3 separate regions of the Mus musculus genome follow, and all the other regions are linked to region 3. Evidence: chromatin loops called from intact Hi-C (ENCODE). Cell type or tissue: left cerebral cortex. All regions are shown on one strand. Each heading gives the region's core, and the rest is flanking DNA. Links, peaks and the distances in the headings are about the cores only. Region 1 holds the start of n-TLcaa1 (a tRNA gene). Region 2 holds the start of n-TRccg3 (a tRNA gene). Region 3 holds the start of n-TTcgt4 (a tRNA gene).

Region 1 (10,349 bases), core at 1-8,000, 130 kb after region 3:
CGCCACCCTGCAACGGCACATGTGGCTTCCCACAAGAGTCTTTCTTGCCTTCCCTATTTCAAAAGAATTAAGTACTCTTCTCTATGTCACATCCATCACTTGTGCAGGAAATTTCACTTCTGTCTATCCCTAACAACAAACAAACAAACAAACAAAAACTTGATCTCACCTTGTTTATATAACAACTTTCCTATTAACATAGTCTGTCCTTTCTCCCATACACACACCCAGAATGTCTGGAAGTGGTTTTACAAACATTAGGGGAAAAGAGAAAAGTATGAAGACAAAGTGGCCAGGTTGGCCTAGAACTCAGGAGGAACTGTCCCTAAACTTCCCAGGTGTCAGCCACCACGTGCAGCACGTAACAGTATTGCAACAGGTTGACAAGAAAAAGCCAAATAAAGTGTGTCCGAGTTAACTTGGGGCGGGGGAGGGGGAGAGTGGAGAGGGAATCTTGCTTATAGTTCTTTTCTGTGACACATTCTCTTCCGGGACCTAGAGAAATGGCAGGGACCAAGTCTGGTCCAGGTCAGGGTTGAGATGAGTTCGGCTGTGCAGAGTCTGCCTCGCGGGCACACAAAGGCGGAAGCTCAAGCCCACCTCGCCTCACTCGTCAAACCAGACAGCATTCCCGGTTTTCAGCTCCGAAAGAAGGAGTAAAAATTAATTTCCTCCCGACGGGATACAGCGATCTTGGGGTCGATTTACACGACAAAGGCAAGACTTCTGGATCCTCTTTAGCATGCTGGAGGTCCTAGTGATTCTCCTCACTTTAGCTTCCTGCACCAGGGCTCCAGAGGTTTTTTTTTTTTGTTTTTTTTTTTTTTTTTTCTCTTGACAGCTTTCAGAAACTTACCAGCGTCTTGGTATCTTTCTAACAGCGTCACAAACGTTTTTGTGACGTTTGAAGACATTTGTAGACGTCTTTGTGTTGCGAACAAAAACAAGGCACCAGTATTAAAATTCTGCCAAGGCTAATTGGGGCTATGAAGAGCTGGAAGATTGAGGATCGGCAGCCAAATTATCTTGGGTTATCTTTATACTTTTAAATACCCATCTATTGTCTACTTACACGTGTTAACATCCTTATGTATATTAGATATCTTTTGTGCAATATGCAAGTTGAACCTCTAGCTTCTATTAACACACACCCACCAACCCAAAGGCTAAGAATGTCAACTGATAGCCTTAGATAACTAAATATTTCCTGTCCTGTAGCAATCTACTTACCTGATGTTGCCATCGATGTTTGGTTGGTGGTGTTTGTGTTCTTGTTTTTAGACAATTTCTCTATGTATACCTAACTAATGTATGACTCCCTATGTAGATCAAGCTGGCCTTGAGCCAACAGACACCATTTGATTGCCTCCAGCGTTCGAGATTAAAGGTGTGTCCTACCTTGCCCAGTCACCAGTATGTGCCTGTGTTTAAGAAGCACTTATTTTTCTTTTATGTGTGTATTTTGCCTGCATGTATGTATTTGCACTATGTGTGTGCAGTGCCTGTAGAAGCCAGAAGAAGGCATTGGATCTCCCAGAACTGGTTGTGAGCCACATGTGGGTGTTGGGAACCAACAAAGGGACCCTCTCCTAGACCCCATAAAGGGAGGGACATATAACACTGTGATGGTGACAACCCCACCCACCTTCATTGAACTACTAGGTATGTGCATGAAGGAACTGAAAGATCAAGAACTCCCAGCTGTCCCTGGAGCTTCAGCCCAGTACAAATATCATAAAATACACTCCTCATTGCTTTACACAGCTACTCTGTGTTCTGTCCTTTTGTCCATCCATCCATCCATCCATCCATCCATCCATTTGTCCAACCCAGTACTGGGCCTCACCTTGACAGTTCTATCCCCTCAGTGACCTTTGCTGACCCAGGCTGAATGGATGGTTAGAGCTTTACATGGGTGGAGTTAAAATATTCCAGATCCAGAGCCAAGTTATCTGATTCAATTTTTAGTTCCATTCATTCCCCCACCCTCACCCCCCCCCCCACAACCGCCTATCAGGTAATTCCTTTGGATCATTCTTCTAGTAGACCCTTAGCATCCATAGACCGAGAAGCTAAGACCACTGCCAGACAGCACCTGAAACCCAGAGCAGATTTCCCTGCTTTGTTTTAAGCGGACTTCCTAGTGTCTCCACCAGGAAAAATTGGCAAATGCCTTCGTTTATTACTTTCTATGTCCTATAAGTAAAAATTCACTTTTTTGCATAACCTGAATCCATGTTCCTGAGCCCTGGTCACTCATATTTGGCTCAAAATAGATTATCTTGTATTATCTTTAAAGCAAGGGATGCATTTTTCATTTAGAAAGGAAAATCAGAATTACTTTGAATACTTCAGCTAACAAACTGAGCTTGTGAATTGCTAAGAAATAAATTCTGACAAAGTTTTTGTTGTTTGTTTAATCTAGGAGCTAAGTAACGTTGGGAAGTTGTAGCGTTTGGGAGAACATCTGAAGAAAAGATTTAAAAACAGGCATCACCCTCCACCTCCGCTCCACCACCTGAAAAATACTTCACTTCTCAAAAGTGGGAGGTTGGGGGTGGGGCTAGTTATCCCACAAACATTGGGGAAGCTCTTCTGAAGGTAATCGGGTCCTGTTCTAGAAATATGAGTACACAAGAAAAATAGAATAAATCCACACATAGGAACTAGAAAAGAAACCGTGTACTCAAGAAGGGATTCTGAAAGGAATTCAAGATCTTTCTTTTACATGATCTGCTTCTTTTTCTGAAGAAAAAAAAAATTAGCTTTTTGGAGGCAAAGAATGAGACCATACAGGATTCCAAAGTCAATAAGGTTGGGAGGGAAAGGTGGGGAGGAAAAAAGAAAGGAGGGAGAGAGGGAAGAAAAGACAGAATGAAGGAAGAAAATAGTAAGAATTTTTGTAGGGCAAATGGAACGAATTTCCAGAAATTTTCTATTTTTATTGAACGTTCTGTAACAGCGACAAAACAGGGTGTATTCATTCTACTGATTAACAGCATAACGCCTATATGAGGAAAAACGAAATCAATGTTCAACTTACGATCCAACAAATATTGAGTGAAAACATATCAGAGAATAGTATGAAACCAAACCAAACCAACAACAAAACCTATCGAGTTGTTGATGACAGGTGCGCTCGTAAGAGAGCCTTGCCTAAAACAGGGCAAGCTGTTAGCACGGATTCTGTTTGGCCTGGAAGGAGGAGTTTGGACTAAGGCGGTGAAATGATTATTTATCCCGTGGCCCGCAAGGAGGCGCTGTGGAGATCGCAGTGCTTCAGGGTTGCGGCACTCGTGGGCTAGGCGCGTGGCCAACCGCGGCGGTGTAGGTGATATTCGGTGACCAGACCTCCAGGATCAGTTTTTTCGCGGTCCGCAGTCGTCTCCCGCAGCGGGCAGACAGTACCGCAAAGCCACTCTCCCGTCCTCAAAACCATAGCCGCGCTTCCGCTTCTACTGTTAGTGTCGGGTGCTCCTATTAGAACGTTTTCAAAATCAATTTTTAAGAATATGTGGTTCGATATTTCTTAACTATGTGATCAAGTCGATATGTATTTTTCGATACTGAGGTGAGAAAGAAAAAAAAAAAAAGAAAAAGAGTACTGTGTCAGAAGTGGGATTCGAACCCACGCCTCCATACGGAGACCAGAATCCCCAGACAGGGAAGCTAAGCTTGAGTCTGGCGCCTTAGACCACTCGGCCATCCTGACACACGAGAAAGTGCCGCACATATATTCCTGATATAGAGATTGCCCCAGCACCCTAGCTGCAGCAGCATTCTCAAGATTTGTTGGAAACGCTGACAAAAGTTTCCTGTGGAGTAAAATGGAAGAATATTTGACCGAGGAAAAGAAGGGAGGAAATGTCCATGTATAAAACTGGATGTAAATGTTTTGAAGACAGAGCGTCTGTGCTCTCCATCTGTCTGGTTCGCCAAGATTATGAAGAAAGATGGAAAACAGGGTCAGCAGCCCTATTCTTTGCCGCTTCGTGTCTTTGGCCCTCAGAATTCACTCTAGAGGTCAGGGACGCTGTACGAAAGCGACATTTGACGGCCAAATGCCACTCAGGGCAGAGCAGTGAATGTTCAGTATTTAAACTCTGGTGTATCTGGGGCTAAGTTTAGAGAGTAGGCATACCTATTTGCAAATTTTAATCAACTTTGTACTGATAGAATTTTATATTTTTTTTATTAGCACAAGGACCTCCCCCCCCCCCCCCCCCGCAAAGATTGTCGTTGTCTTTGTGCGAAAAGAATAGTTTTGGGTTAGTATGCCTTTTCTTAGCTTTCCGAACTCTTTTTTTCATAATCTATTTTAAATGATTAGGAAAAATTCGAGAGTATAAGTGAATAACGAGCCTCTCTCTTCAACATACAAGATCTGTTGTATTTTCTTTCATAAGCTGCTGCCCTTGGGAAGAACGTTATACAGGAAGTGACACTCAACAAGGCATCATTATAATTAATGATTATAATTAAGGTACTTCTTATAATTGTTTTTCCTAATTGCAAACTCCATATGAATCACAGAAAATAGAAAAAAGTAAAAACTGAAAATTGCCCGCAGTCTCACCTCTTAGCTATAACTACTGCCAACATTTCCCATAATTACACTAATCCTTGCAAAAACAAACAAACAAACTCCCTAAACGGTCCATTGTGGGGCCCACATTATCCATTTGCTTTCCAAAGTAACACAGTGCAAACACACACACATTTTAAGTCAGTGGTTCTCAACCTGTGGCTCTCAATCCCTTTAGAAACCCTCTATCTCCAAAAATATTTACATTATGATTCATAACAGTAGAAGAGTTAGTTATGAAGTAGCAATGAAAATAATTTTATGGTTGGGAGTCACCATAACATGACGAACTGCGTTAAAGGGTCACAGCATTAGGAAGTTGAGAACCATTGTTCTAAGTAGTCAAATAGTCTTTTGCACAAATTTTTGTAACTGAAGGTACCTTGTCAGTTGGCCCTGGATTCCCCCTATAGGCTCTTATGTTTGAATGCTTGGTCCTCAGTTGCTCAAATTGTTTGGGAACAGTTAGCAGATGTGGCCTTGTTGGAACAGGTGTGTTACTGGTGGGGGGGGGGGGTAAGTTGAAAGTTTCAAAAGTCCGTGTTCTCTCTCTTCCCCCACCCCACCCCCCAGCCCCGAATTGCAGACAAAGGCATAAGCTCCTAGTTACTGCTGTAGTCACTACCTACTGCCACATTCCTGGCCATGCGTTGTCACAGTATCAGGAAAGCAAATGAACAAATGAGACAGTATTCAACTGCCTTACATTTTTAGAAAGGAAATCACCAGATCAAAGTTTATTGATTTTTAAATGATACTGACTAACTGCCTAACCAAAAAAAATTCATCTAGTCTAAACTTGTCCAAGAAAGGATGCTAGAAGAAACTTAGAGATTATTGTTTAAAAAAATAGAAATCACACAAAAAACAGAAACCAATTTTTTTTTTTTTTTTTGGTTTTTTGAGACAGGGTTTCTCTGTGTAGCCGAAACCAAAATAATTTAACAGGTAAAACTGGACTTTTAAATAGATTTATAAATCTTAGCATTTACATTGGATTTTTATACTTCTTCAGTAAATTACCTTCTAAGCTTTGTTTCTGTTGTTTTTGGTTTTTGTTTTTTGAGACAGGGTTTCTCTGAAAGCAGCCGATGTGTATACCTTTATATACCCTACTATATTTCAGACTCTAAGTACAGCAGGTAGATCTGAGTAAATTTGCACTTCAATGCAGAAAAAGGAGAAGTAATACAGAACATAGGATGTTTGGTTTTGTCAACTTAACCAAATGTAGAATCACCCAGGATGAAGGATTCTCTAAGGAATGGTTTGAATGGGATTGGCTGTAAAGAACTTTTCATTATGTGTATGGGGTTTTGCCTCCACGAATATCTATGTGTCATGTATGCTGGTGCCCAAGGGCACTGGATTCCCTTGAACAGAAGTTATGTGGCTATGAGCTGAAGTGAGGGTACTGGGTCATCTCCCCAGGCCTACTGAGAAATTTTGATTGGGCTGAAGTGGGGCGATCCATCCTTTAAAATGTGGTCAGCATCTGTTCATGGTCTATGCCGTGGACTGAGTAAATAGGCGAGAGCCAGCAGAGCACTGGCATGCATGCGTGCATTTTCTCTGCTCTTGGCTGTGCATGTGACTAGCTGCTTCAAGTTCCTGCCAGACTCTCCTGCTCTGATGGTCTGGAACTGAGAATTGAGTGAGAATGAATTCTTTCTCCCCTAAGTTGCTTTTGTCAGTTTTGTTTTTGTTTTTGTTTTTGTTTTTAACCACAGAAACTGTAAGTTAAACTAAAGCAGGACAATATTGTCACTGTGTTCACACACCTTGAATCTAACCCAGTAGAGTCAATTTCTCAGCAATAGTTCCACCAGTTTGTGATTTCTCATTATTTTTCAGAGACCTCATACAGGAGGAAAAGGAGGGATAGGCCAAGGACGAGAGTTCAGTAACACAATCACAGCAGTTTATTCCTGGACTGAGCTGTGGATATCAGTCTCATGGCCTCAAGAAAAAGAGTACAATAGTCTATGTTTTAGCTCAGTGATGAGGCCTTGCTTTGCATGATTACAGTTCTGGGGTTGGTAGAGTATAGTAGGAGGGTGGAAGGGTACAGAAAGGATATACAGGAGAAGCGTTGACCTCAACCTTGACTTTCAGCTTCCACTGCTTACTGTAAACAACGGCCACCTGCAATGATGTTTCATTTATCCCCAATTCTTCAGACACACTCACTTATCCCTTACCGTTGACCTTAACTTCTCCAAGGACAGAAGCTATGTTATCTTGTGTTTTCCTAGCAGTCAGGTTCAGCTGAAGCGCCCAAAACTGGCTAATTACATATATGAGTCAAGGAGTCATTGTCTTTCACTGAAAAAGAGGCAGCAGCATTTTTGACACCCTAGGAGCCACTTAGGTACAAAAGGTTTTTATTGGAGGGGAGGTAACTTTTCTGTTGGTCTGGACTTCAGATTAAAGGTAGTAACAACTTTCATTAGCCATTTGGCAGCTCTTTGTCCTTAATTTCATACTGCTTTTAAATGGTTGGAAATTATCATGCATATCCTCTATTCTAAATGTATTTGGAGCAAGGTCTGTCCCATGTTTAGTTTCCCTTTATCATCTGAGTATCTCTTATAGGTGCTGTACCAGGAACAAAGGTGCAGCCCAGGGCATGTGGAGATGATTTCCTGCAGCAACCAAAGAAAGAACTGGGCTGGAGAGATGGCTCAGCGGTAACTGACTGCCCAGTTACCACCACCAGGAGCCTAAAGAACCTTAGTGATCCTCATATCCGCGTTTATAGCTCACATTCTGATCCAGTAAGTGAAAAGCAAGTTTATGGCTGCATGCCTTCAATCCTAGCACTTAGGAGGCAGAGGCAGTTGGATCTCCGTGAGTCCTACAACAGCTAGGGCTGCTCACCTTCCTATAGATGCAGATGAATGACTTAGAACTAGCTTCAGAGTCACTTAGATTTTATTTTAAATATATGTGAAGGTTTTGCCTATATGTATGTATATCTGTGCCTGGTTTCTGTGAAGGTCATAAAATAGCATCAGATGCCCTCAGACTGGAATACTGAGAATTAAACCAGTCTTCTGTATGAGTTCTTAACTGCTGCACCATCTCTCCAGCTCAGTTCGAGGGCTGTTTATCCCATTCAAATAGGACTTTTTACAGTTGAATCTTATTCATGAACCCACCATTAAACACAAACATCACCTCTTGGCTGCTTCCTCTTGGTCATCTTCCCACACACTCAGGTAATGGTGATCCTTTTGTTCATAAACGTAACTGGTATTTTTTTCACTCAGCATTAAGTTTCACCTTTAAATGTATTTGTGTGCACATGCACATCTTCTGCCTCACAAACCATGGTGCTGTGTGCAGAGGTCAGAGGACAACTTCGGTGTCAGTGTTTCAAATACATGTGTAGTAGTCTAAGCATTTATACATCTGTAGACGATAAGCCAGCCTTGTGGAAGCCACCTGGGTTGAAGAGTTGGGACAGAATTCATTCATTAGGACACATCTACTAATGGACTTCAGCCACGGAAGCCCAATGCTAGACTAGGACTGAGTATATTAAAATGTGCATGTAGCTAAACAATCTAGTATTCTGAGGACTTGTGCAGTAGCTTAGACATACACTCCTGAGAGTTTTCTCAGCCTCACTGCAATGGAGTCGAGAATCATTATCTAGGGCAAACATTAGAAGGGTTGTTTTCCAGGTGTACTCTGACCTTGAAGATAAATCACTGTAGAAAACAGTGATGTTTTCTGTTATCTGCAGAGTTGTTTTTCTGAAGGAGCTTTACAGCTTTTGCAATGACTTTGGTCACGAGTCGTGGAACACGTAGAATGTCTTGCATTGTTGAGTACTGCAAACAGTGTACAATAGGGACTAAACCTGCAGAGGCGTGATACATTCCATCAGCTATATGGATTCGATTGGGACCCTTGGAATGAGGAATTTGTTTTACCCAAAAAACAACTTTCATGAACAACAAATAAATATACTTTAGTGTGGCTGTTCAAAGATTCAGTCCATACTCCCTGCTGCCAGCAAGGCCTTAATTCATCCTTGAGTGACCTGGGTAACCCAAGAACACCTCATTTTCTGCAGGACATGGTGACATCATCCACAAACCTGGGCTCGTTGTTTTGTTGGGAATCATGTTTTGAGCCCTCCAGTCTATTCCACTCAGGGCTGCATTCTTTCAGAGACAATTTAAAAACACTCAGCTGAGCACGTGGCTTCTCCCTGTAATCCCAGCACCCAAAGGACCCAGTCAGGAAGATCACACCAGGTCTGAGGCCAGTGTAGGTTCCAAGAGATTCTGTCTCAAGAACAAAAACCGCACAACACTAGTAATAATAAACCACAGAGGCCTGGAACATTCTCACAGTGAAATTAGAGGATCAGCCAACAGGACGGCTCCAGGCCATGTGTAAGACAGTAGCGTCTCAGCACTAGAAACTGACAGGGCACTGAGGAACCAGCTGTATCAACCACTTGGAAGGAAGCTATTATGTCAGAGATTTTAGACGCAATAATCCATAATATAAAATACTGTTTTTCCAAACTAGAAAAATCAATAGCCTCTACCACCACTTCTCACCCAAGGCCCAAAAAATAACAGCAATATACACAAACATATTCACTTTATTTTTAGTGTTGGGAAGGAGTCATGCAAGAGGAATCGAGTGCTTGTGAGAAAACCCCAAGAAAAAAAAGACCAGTCTTGTAACCTCAGTTTCTTCAAAATCATGGACTTAGAATGAGTTTCCACATTCTTCCCAGGTGTATCAGATAGGAGCAAGTTTAGAGATTATTAATTACAACTGGTTATTGTTATCCATTTATGTGCCTGTATGGAAAAAAGTGTTTCTTGGCACATGTGACTTGTCCTTGAGATTGTACAGTTCACTCAATGTAAACCTTCTTAAATCCCCAAGAGTATAAATTGTCCAACACTAAATAAAGTTGGCTATTGCAAATGAGACGTTAGTCCACCTCACTTTTAGGTGGTAAACACAGCAAGGCATGTACCCAAAAGGAAGCAGGGCTAAGAACCATGGTAGGGCTTGCTCAAAGTGATTATAGCTTCTCCCTCCAAAGGCCTCTAATGGTACAGCTGATCCCAAAAGGATACAGTCACTACTACCTAAACACCTCTAGCTCACAAACACTCCAAGGATTATCTTAGATATATGCACCTAGCACCAAGAGAGACCTTTCAACAGAATGAAGGGAGCAAAGCCATTAGAAAGTCACCTAGGCAGAGACACCAGTTAAATTTTATGTCACTACATAGGCAGAGTCATTTTTCACCATTAATGTAAAATAACTGTAACCAAAACTAGGCCATATTTATGGATACAATCAGAGTAGAGGTATCCCAAAAACAAAAAAACAAAACAAAACAAAAAAGCCGGGCGTGGTGGCACACGCCTTTAATCCCAGCACTCGGGAGGCAGAGGCAGGCGGATTTCTGAGTTCGAGGCCAGCCTGGTCTACAAAGTGAGTTCCAGGACAGCCAAGGCTACACAGAGAAACCCTGTCTCGAAAAAACCAAAAACAAAAAAACAAAACAGAGTAGAGGTACCATTTCATGAAAGAAAAATGAGAAGGGTGTGTGTGTCATTTCAACAGTCTTGTTATCCATCCTGAGTTCTTAAAAAGGAGACATGGTCCAGAAATGTCTCAGTTTGCTCTCTACTGTTATGGTAAAATACTGACCAAAAAAGCACCCTGGGGAGGAAAGGGTTTATTTGGATTACACTTCCATATTACAGCCTATCA
Region 2 (10,645 bases), core at 1,764-9,763, 110 kb after region 3:
GGCCATTTCCGGTTTAACAAGAATTTAATCTCCTTAATGGAGAATCCTATGAAAAATTACTCAACTCTGTTCCGGGAACCCAAGGTCAGGATGTCCTAGCTAACTTATAGCTTCTGTTAAATTGTCTGCTTGTTTGAACCTCCCTCTCTTGGCATTTGTCAAACAGCTTGCTTACACAAAAGCTACCCTAACCTCCTGCAGCTGCCAAGTTTCTGCCCTCAAAACCCCTGTGTTTTGGACACTAGAGGTTACACCTAGGTCTCTGAATACCTGGGTGTACACCAGACCGCTGAAATAAAGTCTATCAATTGGCTATACAATCACACAGATTATCAGTTACTCAATTGTATCAGTTTGTGAGGCCAAGCTCTTTGCATTGAAACACAGCTGCCACTACTGAGAACAAAGTGAATTTTCCACCCTGTGTGCTTGCTCCTCTGGTTTGTGTACACTCTTCTTTAGAAAAAGGAATTGGCTGGGTGGTGGTGGCACACGCCTTTAATCCCAGCACTTGGGAGGCAGAGGCAGGTAGATTTCTGAGTATGAGGCTAGCCTGGTCTACAAGGTGAATTCCAGGACATCCAGGGCTACACAGAGAAACCCTGTCTCAAAAAAACAGGAAAGAAAGAAAGAAAGAAAGAAAGAAAGAAAGAAAGAAAGAAAGAGGAACTGCCCTTCTGAATTGCTTTTGTTTTCCCCATGTGTTTCTTTGTGAGGCACCAAAAGAATTATTTTCCAGAATTTCAGAGGGAAGGGAAGCAAGGGAAGGAGGGAAAAAAGGAGGGAAGAAAGGAAGAAAGGAGAGGAAGAAAGAAGGGAGGGAGGGAAGGAAGAAGGGAGGAAAGGAAGGAAATAAAGAAAGGGAAGCAAGGGAAGGAAGAAAGAAGGGAGGGAAGGAATGGAAAGAAAGGAAAGCAAGGGAAGGAAGGAAGAAAGGAGAGAAAGAAGGAAGGAAGGAAAGGAAAGAAGAAGAAAGAGAGGGAAGGAAGGGAGGAGGAAAGAAGGAAGGGAAGGAAAGGAAGGAAAGAAGAAGAAAGAAAGGAGGGAAGGAAGAAATGAGAGGAAGGGAAAGAAAGAAAAGGAAGCAAAGGAAGGAAGAAAGGAGAGGAAGAAAGAAGGGAAGGAAGGGAAAGAAAAAGGGAAGGAGGAAAGGGAAGCAAGGGAAGGAAGGAAGAAAGGAAAGAAAGAAGGAAGGGAAGGAAAGAAGAAGAAAGAAAGGGAGGGAAGGAAGAAAGAAAGGAAGGGGAGGGAAGGAAGGGAAAGAAAGAAAGAGGAAGAAAGAAGGAAGGCAAGGAATGGGGGAAGGAAGAAAGTAAGGGGAGAGAAGGAAAGGAAGGAAGAAGGGAGGGAAGGAAGGGAAAGAAAGAGGAAGAAGGAAGAAAGGAAGGAAGAAAGGGAAGGAAGGGAAGGAAGGAAGATCCCAAGGCAGGGGGCAACCAACTCTTCTGGCTGGTCCAGAGGTTCCCAACCAGCTTCAGGGGGAGGAAAGGGCGTGACTGTTCTGGTATGTGGATTCTACAGGAAAGAGTCTCAGTGGCAAGGGTAGCCCAGCTCTTGGGCTGGAGAGTTCAGGGTAGAGGGCAGGTTATGCCAGACATATCCTGTTCCAGGTAGGGACTGGAGGATGCTCAGTATTATCTGAACTGGACGTGAGAACTAGGAGGCCAGGTCCACTGGCACCTAAGCCACTTGTCCCTGGTTTAAAACTCAACACCTTAGACCTTAGTCCTAAGAAATGCCATACAAGGCCACTAAGGAAGTTATATAAGGAATTTAAAAGGTATATATGAAACCTGGGCGATGGTGGTACACACCATTAATCGCAGCACTTGGGAGGCAGATATCTGGGTGATGCCAACCTAGTCTACATAGTGAGTTCCAGAACAGCCAGAGATACACAGAGAAATCCTGTCTGCAAAAACAAAAACAAAACAAATTTAAAAAATAGAGTTATTGGTCTGATCTTCATAATTACAAGGACTGGCTTAAAGGACAAAAAGTATGCCTAATTAAAATTTATTTAAAAGTATTTGATTCTTGCCTGAGAACTATCTAAATGTTACATAGTAGTTAAAAGTACCCGACTGGTGTAAATGACTTTCTGTGTGTTCAATAACCACACTTGGAGGACTATACTTGATATGGGTAGAAAGATTATAAAAGGGACAGTAGGTTGCCCTCCAAGGGCAACTACGTCCCAGAGAACTGTAGGCCATTTCTAGAAGTGTTTTGAAACTGTAGAGAGTTACCTATTATCTTGTTCAGGGAAGTCACACAAAGAAGAAGGCCAATACTTTTCTTCAATGCATCAAATCAAAGCCATAGCCAAGTGAGAGCTTTGATTTATCCTCACACAGATGGAACAAGGACTGGCTTAAAGATCAAAAAGTATGTCTAAAGGAGCCAGAGGTTCCTGTAAAAACCAAATGACCTTCAAGTACAAAAGAAAATGTTAATTAATTTTGGTCACCTGAATGTTCTTAAACAACCAGCAGGAAAGTGTAACCAAAGATAAAAATGATTGGTATGTTTCCTTAGCAGTCCAAGGGGTTGATCCTACTCCCTAGACTTTAGACCTAAAGCTGTAGACAGCTATTTCTCATTAGTGATATTGTTCTTGATAAGAAAACTTCAGCCCAGACATAAGAATCCACACTTGGAGCCAGGCGTGGTGGCGCATGCCTTTAATCCCAGCACTTGGGAGGCAGAGGCAGGTGGATTTCTGAGTTTGAGGCCAGCCTGGTCTACAGAGTTCCAGGACAGCTAGGGCTACACAGAGAAACCCTGTCTCGAAAAGAATCCATACTTGGCTCACTGCAGTACCTACCTGCAGCCAAGAGAGATAGAGTCTTAATTGTTTGAACCTAAAAATTAAATGATGGCTAAATTTATTCTCTCCCTATCTAGAGTCATTTGGGAGGGTCATCACTGTGATTCTAGCCACTTTAACAGCTAAGTGCCTAAAACTGCTGCTCAGTTTTTTCACTCTGGAGATCAGTCTTGAAGGCCAAAGGGAAATGAGGAGTCGCTCTTGTGAGCCCATTCAGAGATTTTAATAAACTTTGATTCTAATATTTAAAGATACCCTCTGTCATGGCTTCTCATGTCATGTCATGGCTCTCTATATAGGGTTTGTTAATGTTAATTCTTTTGTTTTTGTTTGTTTGTTTTTTGTTGTTGTTGTTGTTGTTGTTTTCCTTCCTCATATCTTTCTTTAGGTACCAGCCAAGGACTTCCTTTCCTTCCCAACTTGCCTGTTACCAATGAGCTTTTGAGGTGTTTTAGGCAGGCTCACTGATGGGGTGGGCTCCCTAACCACCATATGTAACACTCCCTGTGTCTGTTGGAGGAAGGCAGATCTGTAGTCATCCCAATTTCATTGCAGCCTTTAGTTCAGAAGCAGGGATGGTAAAGAAGATGTCAAAATAACCTAGGCAGTCTAGGATACAAAAACCCCAAAGAAATGTAACCAGTTTCCCTCTTGGCTAAAAGCCATCAGTGTTCTTGCTCAACTTGGCAGCCTCCTGCTTGCCAGAAGCTAAAGATGCTGGAAGTGTTTTTGGGATTCTGATTTTTCCTCTGGTTCCTAGGGTTACCCCTTCAGAAGGAAGAATGTAAAAATATCAGTAAAGTCCTGTTGAGAAAAAAATACCTGGCCACAAGCGTGGAATCTGATGCCTGGGTGGATCCAGTCAATCACCTGGCTAAAGAATTACCCCTAGCAAGAAGGACTTACCGAAAGCCATGCTAAAAAGGCAGGTGGGATGATAATTCCTTCTGTTAAGGGGCTCATCTAGAGTCTTAGCTGGGGGCTGGAGAGAGGACTCAGGTCCTGAGTTCAATTCCCAGCATTCACATGGAGGCTCACAACTGTCTATCATGGGATCCGATGCCCCTTTCTGGTGTGCAGGCAGACATGCAGACAAAGCACCCATATATGTAAAACACATAAACCCTTAGAAGCTTGTCAGAGTCTCATTGGAATTGCCCTCACCAAATAATTCATTTATCAACAATCTACTGTTACAAGAGACTTCAGAAAGTTAGCATATGTTGGCTATATTTTTTTAAAAAATTAAATATGTTAATAAAGGAGGGAATTATTAGACTTTGTTTTCTGATCAAACTTGGCTACTCTATAAAGGGCCAATATTTCATAAACCTCCCCTATCTTGAGAAACTCTGGATAGTTGGTCTGCCCATTGCTGTGATGAAACACCATGAGCAAGCAGCTCTGGGAGGAAAGGGCTTATTTGCCTTACACTTCCACACTGTAGTCCATCACTAAAGGAAGTGAGGACAGGAACTAAGACAGGGCAGAAACCTGGAGGTAGGAACTGATAGAGGGTGGGCACAAGTGCTGCTTGCTGGCTTGTTCTTCCTCTCTTGCTCACCGGGCTTTCTTATAAACACCAGCCTAGGGAATGGCACCAACCACTTGGGCTGGGCACTCTCCCATCAACTGGTAATTAATGGGGGTTAAGAGAAAAATGAGAGGTTCTCTTCTCTCAGATGGCTCTAGCCTATACTGAGTTAACATAAACCTAATCATAGAGTATTTAGTTGTGTGTTTACACATTCTACCAAATACCAGTTTTCTCCAAAGGAAGAAATTAAAGTGACCACCCACAAATAATGGATGTCTTCAAAAGCACCTTTGAAAGCAGAGGATGATAATATCTGTACCCTCAATTAGGAGGCAGAAGCAGGAGGATTGACGCTATAACCTCGCATGAGTTACACATTGGGACTTTGTCTTTTATTCATTCATTCATTCATTCATTCATTCATTCATATTTATTTAACGTAAATTGATGTTAGTTGCAAAATAATAAATGAGGAAGGCATCCATTGTATGTTTCCTGGACTCAGCACAAGTGGAGTGTGTCCTGAATTTTCCAATGTCTAGTTATAGGAGGCTTTCAGACGTCTGTGGGTTGGTTATCAGCGGAGTCAACCAACTGTCCGTTAAAATATCCAAGTTAAAATACAAACTCAGGAAGCCCCTTAGATCAAAATAAATTCATGCCTGAGCAGTGTGTTGAATCCACAGACTTAGGACTGCAGCTAAAGAGGTGGTAACTTGAAATCGTTTGAATCTGAAGATAGAACGCTCTTTGTTTTTTACATTGCTGTTTTGCTTTGTGGGGGTGGGGGGTGGGGGGTGGGGTAGTATCACCTATAACCCAGAAGCGCCCTGAACTCTTGGTATTTAAGGATGACTGTGAACTCTTGGCTCCCTTGCCTCCACCTCTGATTTCATTTTCTCCATCCTTCCTAAACTCACTTTGCAAGTTTACTGGTTGTTTGTTTGTTTGTTTGTTTGTTTGTTTTTTTCCAGTCTTATGCCAACTTCGCAAGTTCACACAAGCTTTCTTTAAAGCTCGCCGGCTGCGTGCGGATCCTTTCTGATTTCCACCCTCCAAACATTCTCACCTCCCTCCCTCCTCTGCAGCACAAGGTCCCCTGAGTTCTGGCTGGACATCCCTGTGGTTGTCGGGTCACAGAAAATTTAGCAGCGTTCACACGAAGGATCATTGAGCTACCTATCTGCTTACAGCTTCCCGAACCTACTTTTTCGAAGTCTTTGTAAATTTTGATTCCAAATTAGGAACTTTTATGTTAAGCTGAATTTTTGTTATCTCTATAGTGAAGCCCTGCCCATATCTGGTCACATTTCATTTGACTCTTACGTATTCACCCCTCCCTACCACTTGGCCGCGTGGCCTAATGGATAAGGCGTCTGATTCCGGATCAGAAGATTGAGGGTTCGAGTCCCTTCGTGGTCGGTGTGCTTTTACATTTTTCTTGCTTAATTGGTGTACTCACTTTCTGGAAATGTGAAATGTATTTTCCTTCGTGTAGGTATTGTACTATGGCATGACTGCTGGCTCGTGCTTAAAGAACCCTTGTTTAACTGTGTAGTTGAGGAGTGGGGGTGGGGGTGGGGAGTACTGTATACTACACAAACAAAAAGGCAAAATTAGCCCAGGGTTTCCTAAATAAGACCTGAATAAGGACTCTAAATTACTTGCTAACACAGAAGGAAGACATCTCACCAGTCCGTAACTTTGGACAAAGAACTACAGTCAACTAAGGAATGCGGAGGGCAGGAGAAATAGTCTTCCTTGGGGAAATGACCCCAATTGGTTATCCAATGTCTAGTGGTTAGCCCTGAAATAATATGCATAAAAGTATCATTCTTTGGACTGAGCAGCTTGTAATTTATGTATTTAGAAGCGTGCGAGTGTGTGAAAAATTAAAGAAACGGAGGCTATGAATTTGTCCAGGGCTGAGTGGAGGAGTACATGGGAAGATTTGGAGGGAGGAGAGAGAAAGGAAAATAGATGTAATTATATTTTAATTTAAAAACACTCTCAAGGATCTCCTTTCCTGTGACCACAGCAATTAAAAAGAAAACAAAAAACCCATTGAGGGCCGGGTGATGGTGGCGCACCCCTTTAATCCCAGCACTTGGGAGGCAGAGGCAGGCCTGGTCTACAAAGTGAGTTCCAGGACAGCCAGGGCTACACAGAGAAACAAACAAACAAAACCAACCTGAGAAGGTTGGGAATGAAAGATTAAAATGTTTGTAATCTTCTGTAAGAAGGAGCTAACCTAGTTCATTGAGCTGCCAAAGGGCCTCAGGATATCCTGGAACTCAGTAGGTAGACCTCAAACTCATAGAAATCTACTTACCTCTGCCTCCTCTGGGCTGAAATTAAAGGCATGCACCAAATTCATATATACTTTTTCTGTTTCGTTTCTTTCTCTTTCTTTCTTTTTCTTTCTTTCTTTCTTTCTTTCTTTCTTTCTTTCTTTCTTTCTTTCTTTCTTTCTTTGTTTTCTTTTTCTCTTCCTTCCTTCCTTCCTTCCTTCCTTCCTTTCTTTCTTTCTTTCTTTCTTTTTTTTTTTTTTGAGATAGGGTCTTATTTTGTAGGCCAATTGGCCTCCCAAGTTCTTGGACTACATGCATAAACCAACATGTCAGTTTTACATTGTGTAATGATTAAATGAGTTTAAACGTTCTGTGTCTTCAATCGTTGGTCATTTATTTATGGTGAAGACTTCAAACTTCTTTATTCTGAATAATATTATAATTCCTCATCTATAGCTATCCTATAGTCAGCAGACTGCTAGACCACTGCACTTGGATCTAACACACCTTCGTGCTTACTGGGCCACTCTTCTCATCCTTGCATCTTCTAGATTGTCCCAGACTCAGGAACCACTATTCTGTTGCCAATTTCCAAGATTCAATATTTTATATTCAACGCATGGGTGAAATCATATGGTACTTATCTATGTCTGCCTTATTTCACTTAATAGAATGGTACTGGCTAGAGACATAGCTTGTCTACTACATTGCAAGGCCTTGGGTTTTCCTGTCAGCACTGGTAAATAAGGAGGAAGAGGAGGAGGAGGAGGAGAAAGAGGAAGAGAAGATGAAGGAGTGGAGGTCTTCTCCTATCCATATTGTTGTAAATGACAAAGACCAAAGTCTTTTTATGACTGGACAATATTCTGTGATGTCTATCTATCACATTTTCTTCACCCACTCGTCACTTGGTGCTGCCATGAATTACTGTAGCCAAATGCTGCAATCTCTTCAACATCCTGATTTCATTTCCTTTGAAATTTACGCAGCTAGAGGATTGCTGAGTCTAATTTCAGTTTAATGTAGTTTTTGAAATGGCTCTCGCTATGTTGCCCAAGATGATCTCAAACTCCAGATGTCATTTGATTTTCCTGATGCAGTCTCATGAACAGGTGGACAAGGGACAGGCCCACGGCCACCCACTGAGCTCCTTTTTCTTGAGGGGACTCCACACTGTTCTCCACAATGCTCATTTGCATACAATGCTCGTTTGCATGCCCGTCAATGGTATGGCTCTCTTCTCCCTGGGTCCTCGACAGCACTTGTAAGCACTGGTCATTTCAATCGCAGACATTCTTACTGAGGTGAAGTGATATTTTACTGTAGACTTTGCTCTTCTTTTTGTCCTTTCTTTTTTTGTTGTTTTTGAAACAGGATCGGGTCTTAAAACTTTGGCTAGCCTGAAAATCTTGTGGTAGTCTTTTTGCAGTCGGGTTACAGATGTGGACCACCACACTCACTATCATTTGGATTTGACTTGTGCTTCCTTGATGGCTAGTGATGTTGAATATTTTTTCCAAACATCTCTCGTTAAGTACAAATCTAACAAAATGTGTAATATCTGTATGCATGAAACTATAAAACTCCAATGGGGGAACACAAATAAGCACTAAATTTATTGAAGATTTTTCTAGATTCACGAACGGTAACACTCTATGCTATTAAGAGGCCATATCTATAATAATAATAAATATGGCCAGGCATAGTGATACATGCCTTTAATCCCGACATCGCAGCACTCAGGAAGCATAGGCAGGCAAGTCTAGATTAATGACTGCAGTGGAAGGGTCTAGCCCACTGTGGGCAGTGCCACAACTGAACAGGCTGGGCGAGGCATGGGAAAGAATGCAGTATATGGCATTCCTCCCTGGCCTCTGTTTCAATTCCTTGCCTTGCCTTCCCGTCATGATGCCTACAACTGGAGCTGAAATAGTTGTCCTCTCTAGTTGTTTTTGGTAATGGTGTTTATCACAGCAATAGAAACCCTAACTAGGACAGCCTTACATTAGAGCTCTAGAATCTGAATTTTTTCGGTAGTGTGAATTTTGGTTCCATCCCAGGATTATCATGTATGCTTAAAAGTCTTACAACTGCTGGGTTAGAGAAGATCGTGGCTAGAAGAGAGGAGGAGATTATGAACAGAAGGAAATGGAAAGAAATAGCGTAATTTTTTCCCTCTGGGGGCTGCTTCCACGTCCCATCGAGATCTGTGTTCCAGATGCTGAATTTGCAGTCTGGGTGGGGTGCAGGTGGTGAAGGTGGTGAAGCCAGGAATCCTTCCTAAACAACCTGCCAATTCTCCAACCTCAGATCTCAGCCCACTCGATAGTAGCCACAGACTCCCTTCTCTCATCATCTACTATATCCCCGCCCCCCTGCCAAAACTCCACGAAAGCAGAGTTTTGTCTGCTATGTTCATTACTGGCATTCAATAGCAATAGCAGTATCTGCCAAATACAAATACACAATTGTACTTACTGCTTTTTAAAAGATTTTAGCTTTATTTCATATATGTGAATATTTTGCCTGCATGTGTATATGTACACTCCCTGTGTGCTTGGTGCCCACCATGGCCAAAAGTGGGTGTCAAATCCCCTGGAACAGGGGTTGTAGGTGGCACCTCCTTAAGACGCACCCATAGCCCTGGAAATTGAAGTTATGATCGTTTTGTGGTCAGATCTCATGATGTAACCTTAAACTGACTTGAGCAAAGATCTGCCTGTCTCTACTTCCCAGGGGCCACTACTCTAACATGGCAATTAGAGATGATAAGACCTTTAAGAAAGCTGTGTTAAGAGAAGCTGCGGGAGTAGCGGATCCATGGTGGGATCAACGCATTCCATTAGACAGGAGAGAGGTCTCTCTTCTACACCATGTGAGGACACAGCAAGAAGTTGGCCATCTAACCCACAAGGGACTGAATCCACAGGAACCTTCATCTTTTACATCATCAGAACCAGCGGAAGAATGAATACTCAGGCCTGAAGGTCCTGAGCAGGAACTGCCCCAGCAGCTGCAGGACCAGCTCCTTGCAGTGAGTCCTACTGTCAGTGTGGAAGAGTTCTGGGCACCTCTCGATGCCCCGGTGCACCTTAATGTCAGAACTAGGAAACAGTCTCCCCAGTATGGAATTTTTCCTATGATGCTGATTTCCTGTTTCCAAATACATCTTTCTCCACCTTTAGGACCACAAATCCCATAGGTTCCTCTGGAACTTAAGAGTGGTGGAGCTGTAGTTTGGCTTGGCTTTGTGGTCTTCTGAGTGAGATCCACAAGGAATGCTTTAAACCCTTTCTGCTGAGGCATTTCCCTTGATGCTCTTTTAGATGTGCAAAGTAGGAAACTATCACTTGTAAAGATGACAGAAACCCAGACAGCAAGTGCATCCTAACTAGGAAACAACTTAAGAAACTGCCGTATTAGAAACTGGAGCAAATAGATAAATAAATAAATAAATAAATAAATAAATAAATAAATAAATGCTATGAAATGATGATTTTCAGACTGGCTTTGAAAGACCCACAACGTGAGGACTCCCCCACGTTCTGACTCAGGAGAGGCGACACCCCAAATCACTCACAAGAAACGGTCTTGCTGCAAACTGCAAGAGGACTTTTATTCAAGAGCGCTCTCGGGCCCACGGTCATACACCACACAGGGGTAGAGGACCGTGGTGCCCCGAGTAGCTGGGTAAGGGGGTATTTAAAGGAAGAAACCACAACTCAAGGAAGTGGGGAGGGCATTGTTGGAAAATACCAAAGATACCAGTTAAGAGCCACAAGGAAGTGCAAAGTCACAAGAGTCACAAGGAATACCTGGTAATTGTTCAGGCTATCTCTCAAGACAGTTTCTAAGAGCCCCTAACAGTAGCACATTCTTTGAGTGAACACTTTTTGAACCCAGGAAGCGGGTGGGTAGAGGAATGTTGCTACCTATTTTATGATTAGCATACCTTGGAGCATTAAGTCACAGAGGTCACATTCCCAA
Region 3 (10,613 bases), core at 1-8,000:
GTCTCTCAGCAGACCTGGGAGACAGATTCTCTCCTCTGAGTTTCAGTGCTCAGAGCACTCTCTGCTGGCAAGCTCTCTTACAGGGAAGGTGCGCAGATATCTTGTTTTTGGACCTCCTCCTGGTCGAAGAAGAAGGCCCAAAACAGGGCCTCTCTCAGAAGCTGTGTTGCTTTGGCAGTTCCCAGAAGCTGTCAGCTTCTGTGGTGCAGACTCTCACCTGAGCAGACTAAATTCCTAAGTTCCAGGGAGTCCTGGAACCAAGATGGCGACCGCTGCTGCTGAGGCTGAGGCCGCCTCCCAAGCCAGGTGGACACCTGTCCTCTGGTCCGGACGGTGGCCGGCTGTCTGCGGCCCGCCAAGGGTGCTGCCTCAGCGGCTCTGTGCTTCCGCCCGTCCCAGAAGATGTCTGATTCTCTGGCGCACCCTCTAACCTGTTCAGACTAAATTCCTAAGTTCTGCTGAGTCCTGGAACCAAGATGGCGACCGCTGCTGCTGAGGCTGAGGCCGCCTCCCAAGCCAGGCGGACACCTGTCCTCTGGTCCGGACGGTGGCCGGCTGTCTTCGGCCCCATAACTTTGATTTTTATCTTAAAAAATCAGAAGTAAAAATAGTTGATGTAATTCATTACATATATGAGGCAGGTAGATCTCTGAGCTGAAGGCATATGTACTCCTATGCACTAAAAAATGCATAAGTAAAGTGAAAAAAATCTAAGGGTGGGAAAACTATTTCTAATTTGTACTTGAAAGAATTGAATTTAAAGAGTCTCAGGGGGAAAAAAATCCCAACTGACAGAAAAAAATTGTCAATCACATGAACATCAGCTTTGTAGAAAAGAAAAGAAAGCCTAAGAACTGGGCTGAGTACCAGCATCATTTCACAGGGAGGCTCGACTATAGATCCACGGTGAGATAGATCAGCATTGCTTCACAGGGAGGCTGGACTATAGATCATGACTGAACTCCCTCCGTGTGCTCCAGAGACTCCGTCCTTGATCATTCTGGTCCCTTTGCTTCAGCAGCATCCCCTTGGCAACAATAAAGTGTGTGTGTGTGTGTGTGTGTGTGTGTGTGTGTGTGTGTACAAAAATATTTGGCTTTTAGTAAACCCTGAATTGAAAGTTGTCATCACCATAACATACTTAGGCACTGTACTTTTACAAGTTCTCTAATATTACATACTCTTGCCATGTGGATTATTGTGTGATGCTATTGCTAGAGAGGCATGAACAAATGCCTTCTCACTTGATAGGGAATGGACATAAAGGTAAGGATGGCCCTGAAGTCCAACTTGGTGAACCAATGAGTTTTATTCAGTTTCCCTAGGAAGACAGGTGAAGTGTTACTTATGAGGCTACACCACAACAACCCATCTCAGCATGGGTGACAGTCCAGGAAAGCTGGGGACCAGTAAGTAGCATGCTATACAATTCACAAAAAGCTCAACAGATTAGAGACTATCTCAGGCAGCTCAGCTAGTCTGAGCACCTTCCGGGCATCTTGGCTAATCTCTGTTTTCTTTTCTTTTTTTCCAGGTGTCTCTGCTGATCTAAGACTCTTCTAGACAGCGCTGCTTCTCTCAGAATCTCTCGAAAGTACTTATAGCTTATATATGTATGCTTGGAGAACGAGGGATTTAGTGAATCTGGTCAGTTTCAGGGACTTCCTGAAGTCACTGAGTTATTCCTTTTGTAAGTTTAATGGGCTTCAAAGCAGTATGTAATATGTATCTCCCTTTACAACAGTGTATTGTTTTGCCTCCCCTTAATGTCCTGAGGCCTAATAAGGGTTCGTCTGGGATGGGACATTGCTACACAACACAATATAAGTTCTTATTTGTCATCTGTAATATACACTAACATAGCTCCATAAAATTGACCATCACAGAGACACAACAGAGAAGGAAGAAACTCTTTTTGGTCTGGGAATCATGGCAACAATGTGAAGTGACGAAGGAAGCAGAACAGGTCTGGAAAGTGTAAAATGTCAGGAAAGTAATAGGCTTTTGCCTGCCTGTGTGAGCAAAGGCGATACAGATTGATTGTAACCCTGTGTTCTGGCCATATAGCTGCTCCAAAGAACTGTGCACAAGAAGGGTTGGGCAGGAATGAGTGCTCATTGCAAAGGCAACATCGCCACGCAGAACTTAGGAACTTTCTCTTATTTCATTTCAAAGATTTTAAAGGCACAAAAAGGACAGATTTAGAAATAACATTTTCACACTCTTGTTGCAGAAAAGTATATATCTTTAAGGTGACCTAAAGTTAGAAGCCACTGTGCATCAAGGCTTATAGTAAGACTGGCAGGGGTGATTTGCAGTTACATCCCCGAATAACTAGAGTCTCTATCCAGTATCTTAGACCCCCATAGACACACTACCTCACAAGCAAATTCCTGGTACTGACCGCAATGATGTCAAAGACACAAGTATGTTTTACTGTTTTTCGTTATAACATTTTAAATATAAATTATTCTGTAGATGTCCCAACCACCATAGTCTACAAATAGGCTTCTCCTTCTGCTTTGACACCCTGTTCACGGTTGTTGCAGCCTACTCAAAGATATCTTCAGTGGAAGCTTTGCCTTCCTCAGAAAACAGGGGGCTCTCTCTCCAAACCTCAAATCTCACGCTCCAGCTGTGGTCTTTGCAGCCAGGCTTTTGGATGGATGTGCTCAGCTCCCACAGGTTGTGGGACTCGGCTACTCTCCAAAGAGCAGCGCGCGCATCTCTGTGCCCCTCCTACCCATACACCATTGGAACCGGGTTAAGCTCTCTAGCACTTTCCTCACAGTGAAGCAGAGATGATAAAACGTACCAAAACCTTTTATAACAGTTTTATTTCTTAAATTCCAGAACTTGGGAGGCTGAAGCCAGAGTATGTGAGCTTCGTACTGAGATCCAGGACAGGTTGGGCTACAGAGTGAAACCCTTTCTCAAAACAAAACCCCCAAATGCAAAGGATTTCATTTCTAGAAAATGTGTATAAACGAGAGTTTTCTACTGACCTCAAAGTTCAATGTCCTTACTTGTGTCTCTTATTAGTATTTCCTGACAACTTATTTGTGACCAGTGGATAGTGCCCTAGATGATATTGTGAGGTATTGTGTCATTCTGCGGACTACAGCGCTTTTAAGTAACTTACACAAGAAAACTACGCGAATTATTTCCCCGTGCGTCCTCCCATCCCATCTCATTTTTATTACTGTTTTGGAGCCTGAACCGGTAGAGGGCGCTCAGGTCCTGCGGTTAGGGAACAATCCTGGTTGCGGCTTCTGCGGTTTCCGCCTCCGCTGTCCTCTAAAAAGTTCACGCTCACGAACTGCCTTTGATGCACAGGAGCAAACAAGATGTCAATGTTTTAATGGACTTACGATTTTTAATGGGTTACATTGCAGCTGTCGGTGGTCTCCTGCAGCTCGGGGTGGCGTGGTGGACACGGCACACCGCTCTTTTGATTTCTGTTACAGGAAAGGTGGTGGTGGAGAAAACAATTTAACTTCAAAAGGATTATAGAAATGTGAAAAAAATTAGGATCAATAGTTTTACTCAAAGCTCAATACTCAGTGCCTTCTTAGCGCAGTAGGCAGCGCGTCAGTCTCATAATCTGAAGGTCCTGAGTTCGAACCTCAGAGAGGGCAGATGTTTTAGTGGCTGATAAATTGTTTCAAACCTATAATTTTATCAAAGGATAGTTGTCGTACACCATGAGTGTAATGAGGCCGTAGCCCTTTGAGATCTTTCTCCTTTTGCTTCAGTACCTCTTTACAAGGCGTTTTTTTAAATGCCTATCACAATGCATTACACAAAGCTAAAACTGTGCCTAATATCATAAATCTGTCAGTTACCTAGTGACCCTCTAGAAAATGACACAAATCTAGAGGTTTTAAACAGTTCAGATGTGGCATCTTGTTCTGAGGTCAAACTCTGCTGGGATAAGCCTCAAGTCTCTGGGCACTTGGGGTTTGATCCATGGTCAATTGACCAGGAATTGCAGACTCAGATGTCTACCAGAAGGTGGCGTAGTTTGAGAAAATAAATCACAGAACCCTTTACAGGGCTTCTATCTGTAGCTAACCAGAGAATTAACAGATTCAGAATATCGTTAAACTTCTTTCACTCTTGGATCGAGTTGCTAGGAGTTTTATAGCTCTTTCAAATTTAAGACATTTAAGAGTAAATCCCATTAAAGAGGGTATAGTGTTACATGCCTGTAATCCCTGCATTGGGGGAACTTAGGAATGATAGCCACAAGTTACAGGCTTGTCTCAACCAGACGGATAGACCTACTATATAGTTCTGTTTATTTCACTGCCACAGTTGTGGGCTATAGGAAACCAAAGTAATAAAGTAATAGCCATAACAAGTCCAAAGAAACATCTACATTATGCCCTAGGAAATGTTGTTTCTGAAGGCATCCGAGGACCAGCTGTCAATTCAGTGACTCTATAACAAATGAAGAGACCCACCTCGATAACCCACTATTGGATGATCAATAGCTTCATTTTGGGAGGACAAACTAACAACTAGATATATTCCACTACCAACATGTGGGCACAGACATACAGGTCTTAAAAAAACAGAACACTATCTGTCTTTGATTGCAGTGGAGAATACAAAGGTTGTTATTATTGGTTGTTTGGGGTTGGGGGGGTAAGCTAGGGTTGCTCTATGTAACTCAGGCTGTCTTTCAATAAGTCTCCTGTCTCTGCCTCTCAAGTGCTGAGATTACAGGCATGAGTGAGCCAGTATGTCAGGCTTCAAATGTTATTGTGCGAGTCACTCAAAACCAACAGGGTTTATTAAGCTTAGGAGTCCAAGTGATGATGGATAACCAACAGCTTTCAATGATCTTTTGACAGAATAAGGGCGTCTGCCTTTTGACCAATACCTCCACTCTGTGTACAAAAACAAATCTTTGCTCAACAGTCAACAGGTCACAACCATTTAGTGAGCTTGTACAGAAACCAAGCTTATGATTATGAAACGCAGCACAGATACATCTCTGAAGAATTTAATGGCTGTTCTCAGGCACATAACCATCAAAAGCGTAAGAGCTCAATCCCCAGTATTCCATGAGAGGACAGACTCCTAATGAGTGGTCACCAGCCTCTAATAAACACAGCTAGCCTGGCTAGTCCCGCTCATGATTTAAATAAATAAATAAATAAATAAATAAATAAATAAAGCCTTTGTATATTTAGTTTCTCTGACTCTGAGCCCCAATCCTCCCTCAGTGACACATTTCAGCAGGGAGATGTTAGTTTTTATTTGTGCCTGTTCTATGGGGACGCCCTGGAGAAACTTGATCTGAAACAGTGGCCTCCTATCGTGCTTATTTGACACAAGCTACTTGGCATTCCTTGTCTGTGACAAGTCTCTGCAGTCTGCCTCCATCTTCACAGGGACTGTCCCTGAATCTAAATCTTCCTCTTTACATTCACAAAAGCTCAAGGCACCTGACTGTGTCCCACCTTAACACAGTAAAATCATTATCAAAACTCAGCGCTCACTCTTCCTGCTAGGTGAAGCAGGATGCGTTTGGGAGATGAAGACGTCAGGATCGGGATTCAAAGTCAGCCTGGGCTGTAAGGAATCCTATCCCACAACAAAACAGAATAAAACAAGACAACAGTAAAAGTTGACTACTTATGCAAAGAAAGAGTTTATTTCCAAACAAAATCTCATTAATGCCAGATATAGGGGATTAAAGACTTAAATTATCTTTTTTGGGGGGGAGGGGTGTTTACATCAAAACATGCTTAGAATGTTCATTCATACATCTAAAATAAGCGACAAACCAGGCAGTGGTGGTATACAACTTTAATCCCAGCACTAGGAAGGCAGAGACAAGTGGATCTCTGAGTTTGAGACCAGCCTGGTCTACAGAGTGAGTTCCAGGGCAGCCAGGGCTACACAGAGAAACCCTGTCCAAAAAAAAAAAAAAAAGGCATGTGTAGGGAGAGGCACTGACCTTTTGCACAAATAATTATTTTAAAGAGTAGAACAATTATCTTACCACATACTGAACTTAATTAACCACTTATTTATGGGTCAGATGTCCATTTCAGATATTTTATGTGCATTTATCTGCCCACTCCAGTCAACTCTACTTGGTGAGCTTGTAACTCATGCCCATGGAGCTAAAATGATTTGTCAGTGGTGCCTCAACCATCGTGTGCAGCAGCTGAGGGTAGAAAATGGAGACTGGTACCTACTTCAACAGGGTCCCCAACAAAATGGCCAGAGGTGAGATCCAGACACAACTAAGGGCAATTTCTTATTATTTTACATTGCTACTTGTGATACTTACCATGATATACTGGTAATACTGCAACTGCTTCCATTTGGTAAAAGAATTAAAAACAGGGCCAGTGAGGTAGCTTAAGGGGTACAAGCACCCACCACCAAGCCTGATGATATAGTTGTCCCCAGAACTCACATGGTGGGAGAATTGACTCCCACAAGTTGTCCTCTGACCTCCATATACCCACATACTTGCACACACGTGTATGCACACACACACAAATAAATGTATAAAAAAAATTAAGAACACTTGCCAGTGGTTTTATTTGACAGGATACTCTCTCAGTACTTGCCCCACCTGGTATATAGCCCATATTCTTTCTTCAGTTCATCCCTTTGCCCCAGACTTCATCAGTAGCTGAGAGTCACTCTGCACATATTCATGTTTGTGTATATGCCACTCCTCCACTGGCATGCAAGGCTCCCCAGAGTTTCCGTTAGCTCTGTTCACTGGTATAGTTCCTCTTTGGAAATACACCTACCACATAAAAGGCAAACAGTTAATGTTGGTTGAGTTAGTGGATGAGACAATGCGAAAAGAGGCATGAACCTTTTATAAAGCACTCGGTGGACTCAGCTGGCTTGGATGTTCGTCACAGTTTTCCAAGGCGCTCTTTCCGCCCTGCCTCAATATCCTTTTCTCTAGACATACTTGGATCTAGGAAATTTTAGCTTCTCGTCTATGATCTGTAATGCTTTCTGAACATTTCCTTAAGAGGTAATTGGGGTGTTCTTCCTAATGTCCTCTTCACAAAGTGAAAGATAGAACTGGGGGTGTAATTTGGTGGTCAACTGCACGTGGAAGCCCGGAGGCTCTTCTCCTACAACATAAAAAGGAAAGCAATGATTGGATGGAGCGCCCCGCCTCTCCCTCCAAACGTTCTAGTTTCCTTCACAGTGGCTGATTGCGCTGGAGATGTTTAGGGTCTGGATCGATCATGCGTATCTAAGATTTTGGCTGCCCCTAAAGCTTACTACAGTTTAATGTAAATTAATGAAAAGTGATTGAGGTCTGTGAGTTATTCTTTAGCCAGTTTTTGAATCTGGTTTATCTCCATAAAAACTGTGTTGTTTTTAAAAAAGTGGGAGGACCATATCAGGTTACAATTTTGTAAATATAGTAACTTTAACAATTGCGCTTCTACTAGCAAGATGTGAAAACAGAAGGCCCCACTGGGAGTCGAACCCAGGATCTCCTGTTTACGAGACAGGCGCTTTAACCAGCTAAGCCATGGAGCCACGCTGTGGCAGGTGAGAAAGAGAGATGAATCTATCCCACTTTATTTCTGCTCCGTGGGGGCTGGAAGGGGGTGGGGGGGAGTTAGTTTACATTATCTAATGATGCCTGGTTTTGGTTTGTTTGTTTTTTAGATGTTTTTGATTTTGTTGTTGTTTTTTAGTTTAGTTTTTTTTTTTTTTTTTTTTTTTTTTTTTTTTTACAGAGAAGAAGCGGTTGAGAAAAGATGCCCCGTGTTTTCTCTGGTCAGATTGAAGACATCACACACGAGAGTCAGAGTCAGATTTTTTATTTATTTTTATTTTTATTTTTTTTAAAGGACGGGCATTTAAGGAAGAAAAATCTGGCTATGGAGTAACTGACAAAGACCACTACGGCAAAGTAGATAAATGTGTAGGTGCGGCCCGTATGTGAGCTCCTGTGTGCTATGCAAATCGTTGGCTGAGGAGTTGCATAAAAAGTAAACCGCTATATGTAGCGCGCTCGCTTGCCAGATTTGCTGGCGACTGGTCAGGCGTAAAGGCGATCTTCAGCTACAGGTATCTGCAGGGTAATAACCTCTTTGAACCTCTTCAGGCTGATTCAAAGAACCATAAAGACGTGCTCACTCGGATAATCTGGGAAGGGATTTGGGGGAGGCTGGAGCCTACACCCTGGACACGGAAGGCTAGAATGGCTTGGTTCCCTCAGAGTAGAAGTGGAGGGCTGTGCTTCAGCCGGGAAACTGACGGTGCTTTAGGCTGGGGAGGCCGTGGAGAGTCCCAGCAGAAGGCTGGTGTGAGGGGTAGGGAGACCTTTGTCTTCTGAGGTGGTATATACATGCAATGCCAACACTGGGAAGGCTGAGGCAGAAGGATTGCCTTAAGTCTGAATAAAGAATCCCTAGAACAGAACTTTCTGCCACAGGCTTCAAAATGCAACAGGGAAATGGGGAATTTCCAGGGATTAAGTGGGTTTATTGTCCCAGAACCTGGTTCTCTGAGTAAGGACCCTCATTAAAGATTTTGTGACCCACACTCTTAGTGATGCTAACTTCCCATTAGATTGTTTGTGGGGTAACCACAGTTTATCTGATTACATGATAGGTTGTGGGGACTTTTTGGCTTAGGGAAATTTCTCCAACAGTAATACTTGTGGTGGTGATAACTAGGAGATAATATTAATATTTGGAATACTGCAACAAGCTGGAGTGCCTAAGACACACCTAGCCCTTTCTAAACAGTGTTGCGCATTAATTTTCCTTGAGAACTAAGATCAATCATAGGAACTGGGTGAGGAGAGAAATGGAAAACAAAAAGGGTTGTTCCTTTTATAAAGACTTTTTACAATATTACCATTATTGTTATCATTTGACCACATACCCAAAACCTACATTCACATCTCACAGAGCAAGGAAATGTCTGTTTTTGCTTCCCCTGGCTTTGGCGATCTTAAGGTTTGGATATGACAGGTCCATGCGGACCCCAGCTGATGGTGGCTTTGGGGGAGGATGTGGGACCTTCAGGATGTAGGTCACTGCAAGGCAGGCCTTATGAGGTACAGCCTGTCCTGCTGAGCTCTCTGAAGTTATCTCACACTTCTGCTGCCAGGGAAATACCACCAAGCTATCAGAAGCATGATCAACCATGAACCAAAGAAAACCCCTTTCTCCCTTAAGTTGCTTTTGTATTTGGCCACATGGCAGGAGAACAAAGTAATGTAGGTGTATGAGCTGGTTTTATGTCAACATGACACCAGCTGGAGTTATCACAGAGAAAGGAGCTTCAAGTGAGGAAATGCCTCCCTGAGATCCAGCTGTAAGGCATTTTCTCAATTAGTGATCAAGTGGGGAGGGCCCATTATGGGTGGTGCCATCCTTGGTCTGGTAGTCTTGTGTTCTATAAGAGAGCAAGCTGAGCAAGCCAGTAAGTAACATCCCTCCATGGCCTCTGCATCAGCTCCTGCTTCCTGACCTGCTTGAGTTCCAGTCCTGACTTCCTTTGGTGATGAACAGCAGTGTGGAAGTGTAAGCTGAATAAACCCTTTCCTCCCCAACTTGCTTCTTGGTCATGATGTTTGTGCAGGAATAGAAACCCTGACTAAGACAGGCTAAGACTAAGTAGGTTCCTCAGAATGGTGTTTAATTTCTCCTGATCAGAGGCATTGTATCTGTATTTTTCAGACTAGCAGCAGAATTGAGACCTCCCAGATTTTCAGGCACACTGCATGTGGGCTGTGAGGGTGCGAAGGTGAGAGAGTGCAGGCTCTATTGCTGAAGAGTTTCAGGGAGCTTCCAAGCCCCTGAGTGTCTCAAATTCCTAGGCCCAGATGTTGTAACATTAGCTGCTGCAAGAACCAAGGGGCTTGACCACCCATAACTCAAAAGCTGTAACACTAGCTGTGGGACCCCAGTACCTAAGGCTTGGAAGCTGTAGCTGGTACTCATTGCTACCACCACCAGCTCCAGATAAACACCAAAGATCACAATTGCTCCCACGTGCAGACTGTCAGCAAGCAAGTCCAGAGTAAGAAGCTCCCCACCCTAAACACCGAGAGCAGGAAGTCTCCACACTGTCAGGCTCAGAGCCATAACCCCATAGTCCTCTATCCTTGGAGCTATGACAAGCTCTAGAGCCTGTCACTAGACGTAACCCTGTGACACTCAAGGACCAGAACTACAGACACCAGAAGAGCTACTTCCCTTACTAAACAATCTATCAAAGTCCCAGCTGACCGTTACCAGCAGTACTTCCCGTAGGACTGTGGCTCCTCTGATCAAGATCAGGTTTTGTTGCTTTTTGCTCTGTGTTTATGTGCTTTCAGATTTTAACAATAAGTATGAATTAATTTGAGAGAGAGCGGGGGGGGGGAGTCTTTTAGACACGAGAAGTCTTCTTTTGGCTTATAAGGCTTAGCTAAATGACCAGAATAGGAGGCATGGAGAGTCTGGCTCTAAAAGTCTGGGACCTGAGCCTCACTGCAGTACCTATAATCCTAGCTACTTGGAATGCTGGAATGGAGAGTTGGAAACTCAAGGCTAGCCTGAGCTACATACATAGGTCTGTGCTTTAGATCTGAGTAGCAATGTGTGCTA

Evidence for each region. Hi-C counts contacts between places; a loop is a spot of excess contacts. Peaks named below come from ENCODE experiments on the same cell type or tissue, not always from the same donor. Only the 100,000 strongest peaks of a DNase experiment are listed, where the experiment ranks them.
Region 1: it touches region 3 in a loop (9-fold over the local background); 10 of 42 quality-filtered maps call a loop at or near these places.
Region 2: it touches region 3 in a loop (2.6-fold over the local background); 11 of 42 quality-filtered maps call a loop at or near these places.

Annotation. Positions count from the first base shown.
Region 1 is chr13:21,193,567-21,203,915 of GRCm38, reverse strand. n-TLcaa1 (a tRNA gene) reads right to left here and starts at 3,712; the gene lies at 3,608-3,712. It overlaps Trim27 (tripartite motif-containing 27), which reads right to left. Exons shown (of 8, transcript NM_009054.3): 8 at 9,193-10,349. In left cerebral cortex, for the core only: a CTCF peak has its summit at 3,254; DNase peaks (open chromatin) are centred at 3,254 and 3,718; H3K4me3 peaks cover 1,831 bases; H3K27ac peaks cover 808 bases.
Region 2 is chr13:21,210,602-21,221,246 of GRCm38, reverse strand. It overlaps Gm32420 (a long non-coding RNA gene), which reads left to right. Exons shown (of 3, transcript XR_382110.4): 3 at 5,342-7,029. n-TRccg3 (a tRNA gene) reads left to right here and starts at 5,717; the gene lies at 5,717-5,789. In left cerebral cortex, for the core only: no CTCF peak of the experiment used is centred there; a DNase peak (open chromatin) is centred at 5,721; H3K4me3 peaks cover 542 bases.
Region 3 is chr13:21,319,742-21,330,354 of GRCm38, reverse strand. It overlaps n-TTcgt4 (a tRNA gene), which reads right to left and starts at 7,542; the gene lies at 7,469-7,542. n-TMcat13 (a tRNA gene) reads left to right here and starts at 3,566; the gene lies at 3,566-3,638. In left cerebral cortex, for the core only: CTCF peaks have their summits at 3,231 (motif pointing right) and 4,018 (motif pointing right); DNase peaks (open chromatin) are centred at 6,717, 6,961, 7,111, 7,499 and 6 more places; H3K4me3 peaks cover 2,793 bases.